Linked DNA regions of Homo sapiens: region 1 is linked to region 2. The links are chromatin loops, found by intact Hi-C in ENCODE. Cell type or tissue: A673. All regions are shown on one strand.

Region 1 (8,000 bases), 1.5 Mb after region 2:
CTCAGCCTCCTGAGTGTCTGGGACTACAGGTACACACCACCATACGCAGCTAATTTCTTGTATTTTTAGTAGAGACGGGATTTCACCATATTGGCCAGGCTAGTCTCGAACTCCTGACCTCGTGATCCGCTCGTCTCGGCCTCCCAAAGTGCTGGGATTACAGGCGTGAGCCACCGTGCCTTGTCAATCCTTAGTTTCAAGAGTAAATAACAAGTTAGGTTATATAAAATTTAGGACTCATTGAAAATACAAGTATTATATGTCAAAAATGTATGATAAACAGAATAATACTTAGAGAAAATTACAGACTTAAATTGGTCTACCAAAAAAAGTAATATTTAAAACAAATGACTGGTGGGCATGTTGGCTCATGCCTGTAATCCCTACACTTTAGGAGGCTGAGGTGGGAGGATTGCTTAAAGCCAGGAGTTCGAGACAAATCTGGGCAACGAAATGAGACCCTGTTTCTAGAAAAAAAAAAAAGTGTTGAACGTAGAGGCATGCACTTGCAGCCCAGGTGTGGTGGCAGGTGGCTGTAGTCCCACTTACTCGGGAGGCTGAGGCAGGAGAATCACTTGAACCCGGAAGGCGGAGGTTACAGTGATTCGAGATCGTGCCACTGCACTCCAGCATGGGTGACAGAGTGAGACTCCATCTCAAAAAAAAAAAAACAGGGACAATTTGTTTATGCAGGGTAAAAGATAGGAATATGATAAACCTGTGACAAAAAGAAAGAGTAAAATGAGAGAAGATGCGAATAAATGAGTAAAACAAAGTTATCTGAATCTCAAATGTTTACTTAATGATAAAAATTAATGTCTAAATACTGCAGGATCTGATTATGTGTTGAGTGGATACAATAAGCTTTGTATGGGAGGGCTTTTCACAAACATCTCTAAATCTAGCCATCGCTTCCAAGATTATGTTTTAAATTGTCAATATAAACTATGATCTTATTGTTATTAAGAAAAAATCTAGTCCTTTAGTGCAAATAAATAATTAAAGTAAATAAATCTTAATTTTATATATAAAAAAGAAAAAGGGCAGTCATTAAAATCAGAAACTTCCCAAAGAACAACATGTTATGTATAGAAAGAAATCCTTAAATTACTCCCTTAGGCAAGTGGAAATGATGGACAAAAGCCCACTGCTAGTGAATAGAGTCATCTGAGTAAAAAATAGCTACAGCCACATAGAACCTCAGAGCTAAGGATGCTAAACATCTTGCAATGCAAAGGACAGCCCAAGGCTGGAAGCGGTGGTTCACACCTGTAATCCCAGCACTCATGGGAGGCCAAGGCGGGCAGATTGCTTGAGGTCAGGAGTTTGAGAAGGACAGCCCTACGTGACCAGGAATAGCTTGTCCAAAAGGCCAATAGGTCGCCATTGAGGACAAATTATTGACTTACCCAGGATTCCCCCTGTTTGGTTTCTGGTCCATATTTTTTTCCAGCACTACTGTCTTCATGAAGAAATATTATTTTATAGAAAAAAGCTCCTAACATAACCTGATGGGCAGTGTGGGGTTGGAGGAGGATACAAATATTTCTGGAGGTAGCTTACTGAGTGAGGAAAGAGTATTGAAAATTTACAAGTCAATAATATAACAGGAAATAAAACATTATCTATTTATTTTCATACTTGCTCTTGTATCAGGCCACAGCAAGTAGCTTTGCATGTGTAGGCCGATTATGTTAAAAATGATACTAAATTTTTGAAAACTATTTTTATTTTCATAGGTTTTGGGGTAACAGGTGGTATTTGGTTCCATGAGTAAGTTCTTTAGTAGTGACTTTTGAGATTTTGGTGCACCCATCACCTGAGCAGTATACACTGAACTCAATTTGTAGTCTTTTACCCCTCACCCCCTTCCCATCCTTTCCCCTCCCCGAGTCCCCAAAGTCCATTGTAAAAAATGATAGTTAATTTTAAGAAAATTCTGTCAGTAATGTTTAGGTCTCATTTCCCCCTCACCCTTTCTAATCCCTTTGCAGGCTTTTGTGATGCAGAAACAGAGTCAAGTTCAGAAAGAAATATAATTGGAAATGAGTATGTGGTCAAATTCTCCTCAATAGAGAGAAGAAAAAACAGAGATTGGAAGAAAAGGGTGAGCAAGGAGGAAAATAAGTTCAGGTTTTCAAGGAAGTTTTGTTTTGGGAATGGGAGCAACACTTTGGGAGAGATATGGAATGAGAGACAGAGCAAAGGAACCAGAAAAAAATTTTAAGAGATGTTGTGGGTTCGGCATTCATTCCCACATCATAGTCTAAGAGACATGAGTATGAAGATTGAAATCACTTTTGTTTACTTTCAGATATTAGATTGTATTCATCTGAATATCACATGGAGACTGAGACCAGGCCACAAGGCCCTGATATAAATTTGGTGACATATGTTAACTCAGTTAACTCTTTTAATGCTAGAAGTAGATAATATTCTCATTTTATAAGGGAAGAAATGGAGGCTCAGAGATGTTTTCCCCAAATTACTCAGATTTTAAGCAGTGAAATGGGTTTCTAACACAGATCTGATGCCAAATTTATGCTAATATGTTACACTAAACTGTCTTTTTTCTTTTGTCTTCTTTTTTTCTCTTTTCTTTTTTTTAAACTTTTATTTTAGGTTCAGGGGTACATGTGCAGGTTTGTTACATAGATAAACTTGTGTCATGGGGGTTTGTTATACAGATTATTTCATCACCCAGGTACTAAGCCTAGTATCTAATAGTCATTTTTTCTGCTCCTCTCTCTCCTCCCACCCTCTACCCTTGAGTAGGCCTCCATGTCTGTGGTTCCCTTCTTTATGTCCATGAGTTCTCATCATTTAGCTCCCACATATAAGTGAGAACATGCGAAGAGAGAATATTAAGGGACTTCGGTTTTGATTTAGGGGCGCAAGTGTCTCAGAAGCAGATTATGTTTGTATTCGTGTGAGTAGAGCTTAGGCTAACACTGTGGTTTTTTATTTTTTTCCCCCAGAATTACATAGAAACGCTCATCTCACCTAACCCCTTTTTCGGTTTGGACATATTCCATCCCAGTAGTAGTTTAACACTTGAGACAAACCTAAGGCCAAGACTTTTCACTGACTATAATAATTCTGTGACCTCAGTTTCTTATCTCTGTCCCCATGTCACAGGGCCACACAAGGTGTTTTGGGAATTGAGGGAGCATGCCAACAACTAACTATAGCAGAGAAAGAGTTCAATAGACGGCTCCTCCTCCTCTTCCACATGATTTTTTTTTTTTAAACAGAGTTTTGCTCTTGTTGCCCAGGCTAGAGTGCAATGGCACGATCTCAGCTCACTGAAGCCTCTGCCTCCCAGGTTCAAGCGATTCTCCTGCCTCAGCCTCCCAAGTAGCTGGGATTACAGGCATTCGCCACCACATCCTATTTTTAGGAAAGATGGGTTTTCACCATGTTAGCCAGGCTGGTCTCGAACTGCTGACCTCAGGTTATCCACCCGCCTCCGCCTCCCAAAGTGCTGGGATTACAGGGGTAAGCCACCATGCCCTGCCCACATGATTATTATTAACTCCCTGGAGTTAAAGTTGCCCCCAACCAGAAGTCTGCCCAAGTGTAAACAGCACCGCGCCCAGGTCACTCTCCAACTTTCCACTCATGTGATGAGCTTCCTGGAGCTTGGGGGAAAGAGGAGGACTCCTCTCCACCCTTCAGCCTGTACCATGGACTGTGTTGTATATCCTCCTGATCTTCATCCATTGCCTGTGCCCCTCCAGGAGGGAGAGGATTGGGAGACAAAAGGGGATGGGTTGCAGGCAGGCAGGCAGTGTGGCAAGTTTGTAGGGAAGGGAACGTGTGCAAAAAGGGGAAGCAGGCGTTGCAGAAGCAGAATGCTCATCTTCCCAATGTATCCTAAGGATGCGTTCATCTCACTTCACAGGGCAGTTAGGAGCAAGTGAGTTTCACAAGTTGAACCAAATTCTTAATGCAGAAAGGAAGCTTACTTTTAAAGAAAGACTGCTATTCATTTCTTTCTAAAATGCTCTTTTGTAATCTCTTAAATTTATCTGTTTTATTAAACTTGAGGGTTTTATACATTGATTTTTCTCAAAACAGGACGTACTTGAGCCCTGTTTTATACTTATCTATTTTAACTAGGTCATTTCCAATTTTGACGTCAATATGACTTTCTGGGAGATTTTAAGAATAAAGAGAAATCTGAAATCAAAATCAGCATGAAAGCAATTAAAATGAGGCTGTAAAACCTCTGTACCAGAGGTTTTCTTCGTCTTCTTTTCTTTTCTTTCCTTTTTTTTTTTTTTTTTTGAGACGGAGTCTTGCTCTGTCACCCAGGCTGGAGTGCAGTGGCGCGATCTCGGCTCACTGCAAGCTCCGCCTCCCTCTTTTTTTTTTTTTTTAAGCATATTGAATGCTTAGAACTTGCCAGGCCGTATCTCAGCACGTCACTCATATTAATCATTTCCTAATAACCGCTACAAGTTGGGTTTTGTTATTATCCCCATTTGAATAAATAAGGCACGGAGACACAGAGAGGATATGACATAACTACCAGAAGCCATTGGTGGCAAGATCTCAATCAGGACATGTCGGTACAATGCTCTGATTATCTCGTCTGCATCCCTGATTACTTATGGTCCAGATATAAACTACTCCTCTTCACTTTCATTTTAACCAGAATTTGAAGTCATTTTATTCTCTCTCAAGTACTTTGGGCTTTGAGGAAAATAAGGGAAACTCGCCACCTGGTGGCAGCTCATAGTGTGTGGTAACAAGGTGGCTGCCCCCTGTCTGGTTTCAAGGAGAGAGGAGAGAATGTCCCTGCCTTGCTATTCACGCCTCTCAAACAGCTGAGCTGACCTCTCCTCAAGGGCCATTGTCTTTAGAAATCCCTCGCCCTGTCTAGGTCCATTCTGATAAAAATTGGAGTAGCAGTTTTTTCTCTATGCTTCAAGTGAGGAGGTTGGATGGGACAGAGTCCAGCGATGAGAGGCCAAGACTCTCTTGACCTTATTTCATTGTCAAAAAGATCAGTATTCATGTTCTACAAGAAGGAATCCACAGTTGTCCAGAAAACTGTCCTTCAAAAATAGCCAGTCCACAGCTGCTTCCCGTATCTTAGGCTTTAGTTTCTGAAGCAGAGGAAGTAACATGCAGGCATCATCCCTTGTTAAAACAATTCATAGAATTAAAATGTTGCAGGTGAATTGAATTTTTGAACATTTAATCAGAATGATCACTTGGGTATCTTGTTTTCTTAAATACTTAATTCGCACACCACAGGGTTTGAAATGTAGGTTTTTCAAGTCTACATAGGTTCTATTCGTGATTTTCAGTTGCCTGTCAGTGAACAGGTGCCAAGTTAGCTGTATCAGAATCACTTGTGGAAATTAAAACGTAAACAAACACAGGAAGATTCCAATTCAGTAGGTCTCTGAGGAAGACTGAGCATCAGCATTTTTAAATGCTCACCAGGAGGTACTGAGAAGCAGTGTGCTTAGGAAGCCACTGTACCTGCACCACCTTTGCTGACCAGAATGGAAGCAGCAGGTAAAGAATGTTGGTGGTTAACACAAAAATTAGATACTGTTTTCACTCATCAGGCTGGCAAACAGGAACACAAATAGTAATATTTCACTCTGGTGATGATGTGGGGACCAGAGCATTCTCATTTTCTGTTGCTAGGTGTGTAATGTGCTACAAAAGATTAAGGAAGTAATCAGGGAGTTATTTATTTATTTTCATTTTTTTGTAGAGATGGGGTTTCCCTGTGTTGCCCACGCTGGTCTCAAACTCCTGGCCTCAAGTGATCCACCTGCCTCAGCCTCCCAAAATGCTTGGATTACAGATATGTGCTGTCTCAGCCAGGCCAGACAGGTATTTTTAACATCTAAAATGTTAAATTGGCCCAGAAATCCCAATTTGGAATCCAGAATGTTGAGATCAATGACAAAAATGTTTATTGTAGCATTATTTGTAGTGACAAATAATTGGGAACAATCAAATCTTGGAATAAATTATAATCTATTCATTCAATGAGTTATTATGCAGTATTTTAAAAGAACCAATTAAATCTGTATACTTTGATCTGGAAAGGAGTCTATGTACTATTAAAGGAATGAGTTGCTGAGTTTTATACACAACTGCATATGCATATACCTATATATGTATGTATATATATTTCCATTTGTAAAACAAAAAATTAATTAAGCTAGAATATTGGGAACAGGGAGAAACATATGAAAGGACACAGAGTTTTTTGGTTTTTTGGTTTTTTTTTAGATGGAGTCTCACTGGAGATTGTACTGCAACCTCTGCCTCCTGGGTTCAAGTGATTCTCCTGCCTCCGCTACCCAAGTAGCTGGGATTACAGGTGCATTGCCACCATGCCTGTCTAATTTTTCTATTTTTGAAAGAGATGGGGTTTCACCATGTTGGCCAGGCTGGTCTTGGACTCCTGACCTCAAGTGATCCACCTGCCTCAGCCTCCCAAAGTGCTGGGATTACAGACATGAGCCACTGCACCCAGCCAGGACACAGAGTTTTAATATTGGATCCTTCATGATGGGAAGGGAGTGGGGGGATTACAGATTTTTAACATTTTTCTTCATACATTTCTACATTTCACTCATAATAAAAAACATACCTTTCATGTGCAATTTATAAGATCCAATAAAGTTTTTAAAAATGTTGGTTGGACCAAAGAGTAGTGCATTACCCCCCCAAATCCCTGGTTTGGCATGCTTACCAACACTATTCAGGTAAGATTTAAACTGCAAAATTATAATGTATGTGTAAGGTGTAAAAAAAGATACTACAGAGAACCAGCCCTATGAACCCACATAAAATTAATGAATCCAACCCAATAGTCCCATGAACAGTTTTTGGGTTTTTTTTTTCTTTGGATAAACGTAGAAATAGACTTTTCTGATCTTACAGTGTGAAACTTACCTTTGTTTTATCTGAGTTCCTTCCTCGGGAAAGGACCCCCAGGCCTCTCAAACAGTATCAAAGAACTGAGACTCACCACATCATGGCATCAGGACAATGAGACTCCAGGCCCCTCATTCATTATGATTGCTTTCTTACCCCTTTCCAGTTCCTGCTTTCTCACACATAGTTACATTTCTTCCCTGCTATATAAACCCCTAATTTTAGTCACTCAGGGAGATGGATTTGAGACTGATCCCCAATGTCCTCAGCTGTAGCACCTGATTAAAGTTTTCTTTCTTGGCAATAATTGTCTCAGTGATTGGCTTTCTGTGCGGCCAGCAGCAGGACCTACACTGAATCCCTGGTGCTTCAGTAACATTAAGAAACAGAACTTTATCGTATCTTTTTGTTTCTTATTTGATTTACCTTTTATTTTTTAAAATTCTTTTATTTTTAATTATTATGGATACAAAATATTTGCACATACTTATGGGGTACATGTGATGTACTGATGCAAACATACAATGTGTAATGATCAAATAAGGGTAATTAGGATATCCATCACCCCAAACATTTATTATTTCTTTGTGTTAGGAACACTCCAAAAGCACCATTTTAGTTCTTTTGAAAAATACAACAAATTATTGTTAACAATAGTATCCCTATTATGCTATCAAACACTAGATCTTACTCAGGGGGAGTAACTCTACTTTTGTACCCATTAACTATCCCCTCTTTATCCCTTGCTCCCCGCTACTCTTCCCAGCCTCTGGTAACCATCATTCTACTCTCTCTTGTCTCCATGAGGTCAATTTTTTCTTTTAATTCCCATACATAAATGAGAACATATAATATTTGTCTTTCTGTGCCTGGCTTATTTCACTTAAAAAAAATGTCCTCCAGTTCCATCCATGTTGCTGCAAATAACAGAATTTCATACTTTTTTTTTATGGCTGCATAATGGTCCATTGTGTATATGTCCCCCATTTTCTTTATCCATTCATCCATTGCTGGGCACCTTGGTTGATTCCATATCTTAGCTATTGTGAATAGTACTGCAATAAACGTGGGAATGCCAATATTAC
Region 2 (8,000 bases):
TTTGCATCTGACTTATTTTACTTAGCATAGTAACCTCATAGCATGTGTCAAAATTTCCTTTCTTTTTAAGGCTGAACAATATTTCTTTGTATGTACCACATTCTGTTTATCTGTCCACACATTAATGGACACTTTAATTGCTTCCACCTTTTGGCTGTTGTTAATAATGCTGGTATGAACATGGATATACAAATATCTGTTCAAGGCCCTGCTTTCATTTCTTTTGGGTATATGCACACAAGTGAAATTGCTAGATCATATCATAATTCTATATTTAATTTTTTGAGGAATTGACATAGTGTTTTCCACAGTCACTGCACCATTTTACATTTCTACCAGCAATGCAGAAGAGTTCGAGTTTTTCCACGTCTTTGCCAATATTTGTTATTTTTCTGTTTTTTTCTTTTTTAAATAATAGCCATCCTGATGGGTGTGAAGTGACATATCATTGTAGTTTTGATTACCATTTCCCTAAAGTGATGGTTTGAATGTTCCCTAAAATTTATGTGTTGCAAACCTAATTGCCACTGTAACAGTATAAAGAGGTGGAGCTTTTAAGAGGTGATGAGGTCATGATGGTTCTGCTCTTATGAATGGATTAATGCCATTATCATGTGAGTTGGATAGTTATCTTTTGTTCCGGACTTTTTTGGATTCATCAAGTATTTAAAAAATTATCCCAATAATCTCCTTTGTTTGCTTATTAGCCATAACTCCTTGTTTATTAATTTAGGGATTGTTTAAGGATTTATACTGTAAATCTTTTACTTTTCAAGGTAAAAGTGTGTTATATGTATATATAATATATAAATACGTGAATCTTATACTAGGATACTTCCCTTCCTGACCTTCTGCTATTTTTTCAAAGATTCTACTTGAATATATGTTATAAACAATACAATAATTGTTATGATTTTCATACCTTTAAAGAGATTTAAATAATAGTTAAAAAAAGAATTGGCCTTATTTACCCATGTAGTTACTATTTCTGTATGCTTCCTTTCCTTATATACATCTAGATTTCTATCTGGTATGATGGTCTCTCCAACTAAAGGACATTATTTAATACAGAACATTTCTTATAGTGCAGGTCTGCTGTGACAGATTCTTTTAGTTTTGTACCTTTGAAAAAAATCTTTATCTTCATTTTCGAAAGATATTTTTGTCAGGTGGTGTGTATTGAGTTGTGTCCCTACAAAAGATGTGTGAATGTCCTAAGCCCTAGCACCTGTGACTGTAGCCTTATTTGGAAATAGGGTCTTTACAGATTTAATCAAATTAAGATGAAGTCATATTGATTACACGTGCTTTAAATCCAATAACTGGTGTCCTTATAAGGAGAGAGAGATTCGGAGACACAAACACTTACTCTCTGTCACACACTCACACACACACAAAGTAGGGAGACAGAAGATGGCTTTGTGAAGATAATAGCAGAGATTAGAGTTATGTGTAATCTGTCTGCATCCACTACAAATCTGGGAAGATAAGAAAAGATTCTTCCTTAGAGCTTCAGAAGGAGCATGGCTCCCTCATCACCTCTATTTCAGACTTGATTTTGGAATCTGGCCTGCAGAACTGTGAGAAAATACATTTCTGTTGTTTTAAACCACCCAGTTTGTGTTACTCTGCTATGGCAGCCCTAGGAAACTGATGCACCAGGTATAGAATTCTGGTTGAGAGTTTTTATATTTCAGTCCTTTATGATGTTGCTTTACCGACTTACCTTGTTTCTAACTAAAAATCTGATGTCTTTCTTATCTTTGTTTCTCTGTGTTAATCATGTTTTTTCCCTTTGCTGCTTTTAGGATTCTCTCTTTATTACCACAATTGTGCAATTTGATTATAATATACCCTGGTATAGTTTTCTTCATGTTCCTTATGCCTAGGGTTCATTGAATTTTCTGAATTTGTGGGTTTATGGTTTTATTACATTTGAAAAGTTTTTTGCCTTTATTTCCTCAGTCATTTTTTCTATAGCCTCCCTGATTTGTGAACTCCAATTGCCCGTACATGAGGCTGCTTGAAGTTGTACTACTCACTAATTTTTTTTCTTTTTAAAATATGTTCTTTTTTCTCCATGTATTTTATTTTGGATAGTTTCTATTGCTATTCCTTCAAATTCACTAAACTTCTTCAATGTCCAATCTGTCATTAATCCCATCCACTGTATATTTTATCTTAGTTATTGTGTTTGATTTGAATCTCTTTTATATTTCTAGGTCTCAACCTTGTGAACATATGTAAAAGCTGTTTTAATGTCTTTCTCTGCTAATTATAACATCTTCGTCAGTCCTGAGTTGATTTCTATTCATTGATTAGTCTTCTCTTTATGTGTTGTGTTTTCCTTCTCCTTTCCATGGCTGGTGATCTTTGGTGAGATGTCAGACATTGTTAACTTTAACTTGTTGAGTGCTGGATATTTTTGTATTCCTATAAATTTTCTTGAGCATTGTTCTCAGATACAATCAAGTTACTTGGAAACAATTTGATTTTTTTAGGTCTTGCTCTTATGATTTTTCAGGTGGGTCCAGAGCAGCACTCAGTCTAGAGCTAAATATTTCCCAGTGCTGAGATAATGCCTTCCTGAGTACTCTACTCAATGCCCCTGATTTATGAGATTCTTACAGCTGGCTGGTGGGAACAGTCACTGTTCCCAGGCCTGTGTGAGTTCTACACATTATGTCCTTTATTCTTTCAGATGGTTCTTTCCCTGGCTTTAGGTAGTTTTCTTAAACACATTTACGTAATTTTTTTTTAAATTTTTACTTTAAGTTCCAGGATACAGATGCAGAATATGCAGGTATGTTACATAGGTAGACATGTGGCCATGGTGATTTGCTGTACACCCTCAATTCCCTTTGGATACTTGGAAAGCTTTCTCAAGGACAGGTGTAAACAGGCCCAGAATGCAAAGATTGGAATAAATACCTAACTCTTCAATACCCAGACACCAGCAAACATCCACAAGCATCAGAAACATCCAGGAAGCATGACCACACCAAATGGACTAAATAAGAGACTAAGGGCAAATCCCAGAGAGACAGAGACATGTAATCTCTCAGAGATTTCAAAATAGGTGTTTTAAAAGACAATGAAATTCAAGATAACACAGAGAAGAAATTTAGAATCCCGTCAGATAAATGTAACAAAAAGATTGAAATAATTGTTAAAAATCATGTAAAAATCCCAAAGCTAAAAAATACAATTGATAAATGGAAGAAAGCTTCAGATTCTCTCAACAGCAAAGTGGATTAAGTGGAAGAAATAATTAGTGACCATGAAGACAGGCTGCTTAAAAATATACAGGCAGAGGAGACAAAAAAGAATAAAATGGAATGAAACATGCCTGCTTGGCCGGGCGCGGTGGCTCATTCCTGTAATCCCAGGACTTTGGGAGGCTGAGGTGGGTGGATCACGAGGTCAGGAGTTCAAGACCAGCCTGGCCAAGATGGTGAAACCCCGTCCCTACTAAAAATACAAAAATTAGCCAGGTGCAGTGGCAGGCACCTATAATCCCAGCTACTTTGGAGGCTGAGGCAGGAGAATTGCTTGAAACCGGGGGGGTGGAGGTTGTAGTAGGCCGAAATCGCCGCATTGCACTCCAGCCTAGGCGACAGAGTAAGATGCCATCTCAAAAAAAAAAAAAAGGAAAAATGCCCACAAGATCTAGAAAATAGCCCCTAAAGGGCAGATCTAAGAGTAATTGGCCTTAAAAAAGAATTAGAGTGAGAGTCCAGGATACAAAGTTTATTTGAAGAGATAATAACAGAACTTTCCAGACCTAGAGAAAGATATCAATATTCAAGTACAAGAAGGTTATAGAATAACAAGCAGATTTAACCCAAATAATATTACCTCAAGACATTTAATAATCAAACTCCCAGAGGTCAATGCTTTCCTTCAACAGATAGTATTTATTGAGCACTTTTTGTATACCAGGCACTGTTCTGGATACTGAGGATGGAGCAGTGGGCAGTGAACAAAACAAACAAAATCCTTCTTCTCATGGAGCTGATACTTCAGTGGGAAGAGACAGGCAAGAAAAAAAAAAAAGGAAGAGGGAAAGCCGCTAAATGCTAAGTGTCAATAAATGTTAAGTAAAATGGGGGCAGAAAAGCAAAGACAGAAAAGCACCCTACCCCAATGGGGGTAGGGTGGATCTTGGATAAGATAGTCAGCAAAGGCCTCCATGGAAGGCCAAAATAAAAAGTGAGAATTGCTCTAGATTAAAAGAGACCCCTGAAACATGTCAACCAAATGCAAAGCGTAAGTCTTGATTACATTCTGGCCTTAAAAATGCAAACTTAAAAACATTTTTTTTGATGAAAACTTGGAAGATTTGAATATAGATTGCATATTAGATGATGGTGTAAAATTATTAATTTTTCAGGTAAGGAGATGGTATTGTCATTATGCAGAGGGTATCCTTTCAGGAAGTTTATGCTGACAGTTTTTGAATTGTTTTAGTGTCTGTAGTTTACTTTCAGATGGTTCAACACATAGAGGAAGAACTAAAGCAAATGTGGCAAAACATAACAATTGGTAAATATGATGAAGGTGTAAGGGTGTTATTACAGTATTCTTTAAAATTTTATGTATGTTTGAAATGTTTTCAAAATAAAAACTTGGCAGAAAAAAAGATGGAATTTAGGGTTGTTGGAGTCGATCTGAGTTTTCATCACCAGGTGGTGCTAAAGCTTTTCAAATGTAGTTAAATTAACAGCAAACAATCTGTGCTGACAGTTGCATATTAATTTAGGAAAAATTTGGGTGGGAGGAACATAGACTATAAATCAAGCTTTTTAAATTTGCCAATTTTACTCTTGCTTGCATTATTATATTTTACACAATTTGAAGAGGTTCAGCTATACGTTTTCTGGCTGTCAGTTTCCTTCTCTTCGACCTTTCTCATTTCCAGGCCCTTATTTTCTTCTCACAAAAGAGCTACTGTGATAATTCCCAACACCAGATGCCACTGTGATCCACACTGCTCACAGAGTAACCTTCGTGCAGCATTTCTGTCCCCTTCATCAGCTCCCTATTCCCCTCCAAATAGTTTCCACTCCTCAGCAAAGAATTTACAGTTTGATACCAATCTTCTTTTCCCAGTGTATCTATTATTGTTGCCTTGCATTAACCCTACTCAGGAGAAACATTGACTGCTGTCCTTTTTTTTTCAAATAAATGTCATACACTTTCTTGCCACTGACTATTCTGCTTTGTGTGTCTCCATACTCCCAATGCCCTTCTGCCTATTGCCAGTTCAAAATCTGACCTTGCCCATCATTGAAGCCTGAATTAAATATCATTTCCCTCATGACAATTTCCCCAAACACCTTACTCAGAAATATTCCTCTTTCTACAGCACTTTTAAATTTTCTTACCAAACTGATAACATTTTGTATTACATAATAATGTGTGTACACTAAATTATAAACACCTCCAAGGTAGGCAGTTTATGTTTATAGTCTTTGGATTGTGTTTAATATGATGTGGAATTTACTAAAGGTCAGTGGAATTGAATTTCAAGATTATTCAGAAGTAGTTTATAGTAGTGGTAAAAGTACTGACTAATTACCACCAACTGCCAGCCTTACTCTGGTTGTTCATTTCACAGATAAGCAATGAGAGGCCACCATAGTGAGAAACCAACCTGGATAAAGGATGTTCATGGCTTAGCAGCCCCACCTACCAAAAAAAAAAGTTATCAATTTGAAGTAAAATTTCCTTTCAATTTGAGTCTGTCAAAACCCTTAAATTCTTGAATGTCATTTGATCTATATATTCTTCTAGGTAAAAACATGAAAAGAATGATCAAAGATTTGCTTTAAGAATATTTCGTATATGTTACAAAATATGTTTGTAAAAGCTAAAAATTAGAAGCAGCCTAACCAACAATACAAAGTTGGTTAAAGACATTCTAATATATCCATACAATGAATTACTATGGAGCTATTAAAAATGGTGCTCGAGAACAATATTTAGTGGCATAGAAAGAGGCCCCCAGTGTTATTATAGGAAAAAAAATACACCATATTGTTGACATAATGCTTTTTAATAGAAGAAAAGATTTGCATAGAGAAAATACTAAAATTGATGGCAGAGATATATTTCTAGATTTGGAGATTGACCGATTTAAATTTTCTCTCTTGCTATCTTTTTTCCCCCTAAGTTTTAACTCTGAGCACCTATATTAAGCAAACAATAAAAATATTTAGGAGAGAAATTATATTCCTAATGTTATTCCATTGTGTACATTCATTAATGAAGGAAGGAATTTCAGGCTCTAACATTGTTACTTGGGCCTAACATAGAACCAGAGGATAAGAAGGCCAAATGATAACCCAAGAGAAGACAGTATCGGAGGTCAGAAAAGGTAAGAAAGCCAGGTAGAAAAAAATGAGGGTTGAAGAGTGGGGTTACCATGCTCAGGAAAGGAGGGAGGCGGGAATACAAGTAGGAGAGCTGTAAGAATCTAGTAGATACCAAGATTGTAATGAAATAGAAAGGTAACTGCATTTAGAAATCTGGGTCCAATATTTAGTATTATTGTTTATTAGATAGGTACTCTTGAGTAAATCATTTATGTTTTCAAGGGTCAGAAAATACCTTGAAGGTATTTTTATTCCCATGTTACAAGTGAGCAAAGTAGCCCTCAGAAAATATAAATGAGGTCATATATATACATAAGCTAGGGTTTCTCAGCTTTAGCTCTATTGGCATTTTGGGCCAGACATTTTATTGTGGGAGCTGAACAAGCACATTTGTATGGGATAATAAGTGATGATGTCAATTTTAATAAAGAGGAAGTTGCCCAGTGAGAAGGAAAGCAGGTGAGAGACATTTTGTAGTTAAAGAAACTAAAATTTTACCAATTTACATAAAATCTCCCTAAATACTCAGTGTACACATCTCACCAAGGAGTGTTTTCCCCTGGTAGGGGACTTTAGAGAACTCCAATACCTATAGTTGGCAGGCATATATGTCCCAGATCTATATAAGTCAAATCAAGCCACTAGCATATGCATCTTATGTAATAGATTTTAAGCTCAATCTTTTTCAGAATGGGGTCTTTTATATCTTTCCTGTCTATGCTGAGATGAATCCCAAGGGGGCCCAGATATGTATATGAGGATGAGTCATTGTCCCTGATATGGATAAGTGAAAAGGGTAGGGAAAAGGGTTTCTGACCCTGATAGAGCTATTTATGGGTAGGGAGGACTCTAATTCTTGAAATCATGATAGAATGTTAAAGTCTCCCGCATTTGGAGTATATGTTGTTTGCATTAATCCCATTTATTTTTAAAAGAAATATTATTACTTACATAGTTCACCCCAACTTTATTTCAAATTGGGACTATTAATTAAAATAGAAATTTAATTTTATGTTAATTTGAGGGTTACTTTTTTGGAAAAAAAAAGCCTTTCTCATACACAACTTAAACACTTGCATGCTTTTAAAGATAAAACAAGAACAACAAAAAAGTAGAATTTATTATGTAATTCTACCACCCAGATAGACCCAGTATGAATATTTTGGTGTATACCCTTTCAGAGTTCTTAAATTGGGGGTTCTGGATCCAGCCTGTACATTAGGTTCACCTGAAGAGCTTTGAAAATAAGACTATGTCTAGTCTCATCCCAGAACAAATAAACCAGAATACCTGGGGGATGGAGCAGTCCTGGGTAATTTTTTTTTTAACTTCACAGGTGATTTTAATGTACAGACAGGGTTGTGAACCACTCTTAAATGAATGACAGATTAGTGCTGAAGCACTAGGCCAAGCACTGGCTGAAGCAGCTAGGCCAAAATAAAAGATGCTGGTGCCTTCAGCTAAGTGGTACTTTGGCTGTAGTTGGCATTGACAATTAGGAAATGAGAGTGGTAGAGAGGCCACTTGGTATGCAGCAACCCTCAGTGGCCTGGCACTGTCCAAGCCATGCCACTGCTGTCTGCGGTAAGCAGTAATCAATAATTTGGGCAGTAGGAGCTATAG

The links. A loop is a pair of places that touch in the nucleus more often than their neighbours do. Peaks named below come from ENCODE experiments on the same cell type or tissue, not always from the same donor. Only the 100,000 strongest peaks of a DNase experiment are listed, where the experiment ranks them.
Region 1: it touches region 2 in a loop (2.8-fold over the local background); 10 of 110 quality-filtered maps call a loop at or near these places.

The regions. Positions count from the first base shown.
Region 1 is chr3:172,472,757-172,480,756 of GRCh38, forward strand. No RefSeq gene overlaps it. Among named protein-coding and RNA genes, the nearest start is that of GHSR, 28 kb to the left of the region's middle. In A673, a CTCF peak has its summit at 4,729; a DNase peak (open chromatin) is centred at 4,725; H3K4me3 peaks cover 888 bases.
Region 2 is chr3:170,957,044-170,965,043 of GRCh38, forward strand. No RefSeq gene overlaps it. Among named protein-coding and RNA genes, the nearest start is that of EIF5A2, 52 kb to the left of the region's middle. In A673, a CTCF peak has its summit at 4,684 (motif pointing right); no DNase peak of the experiment used is centred here; H3K27me3 peaks cover 343 bases.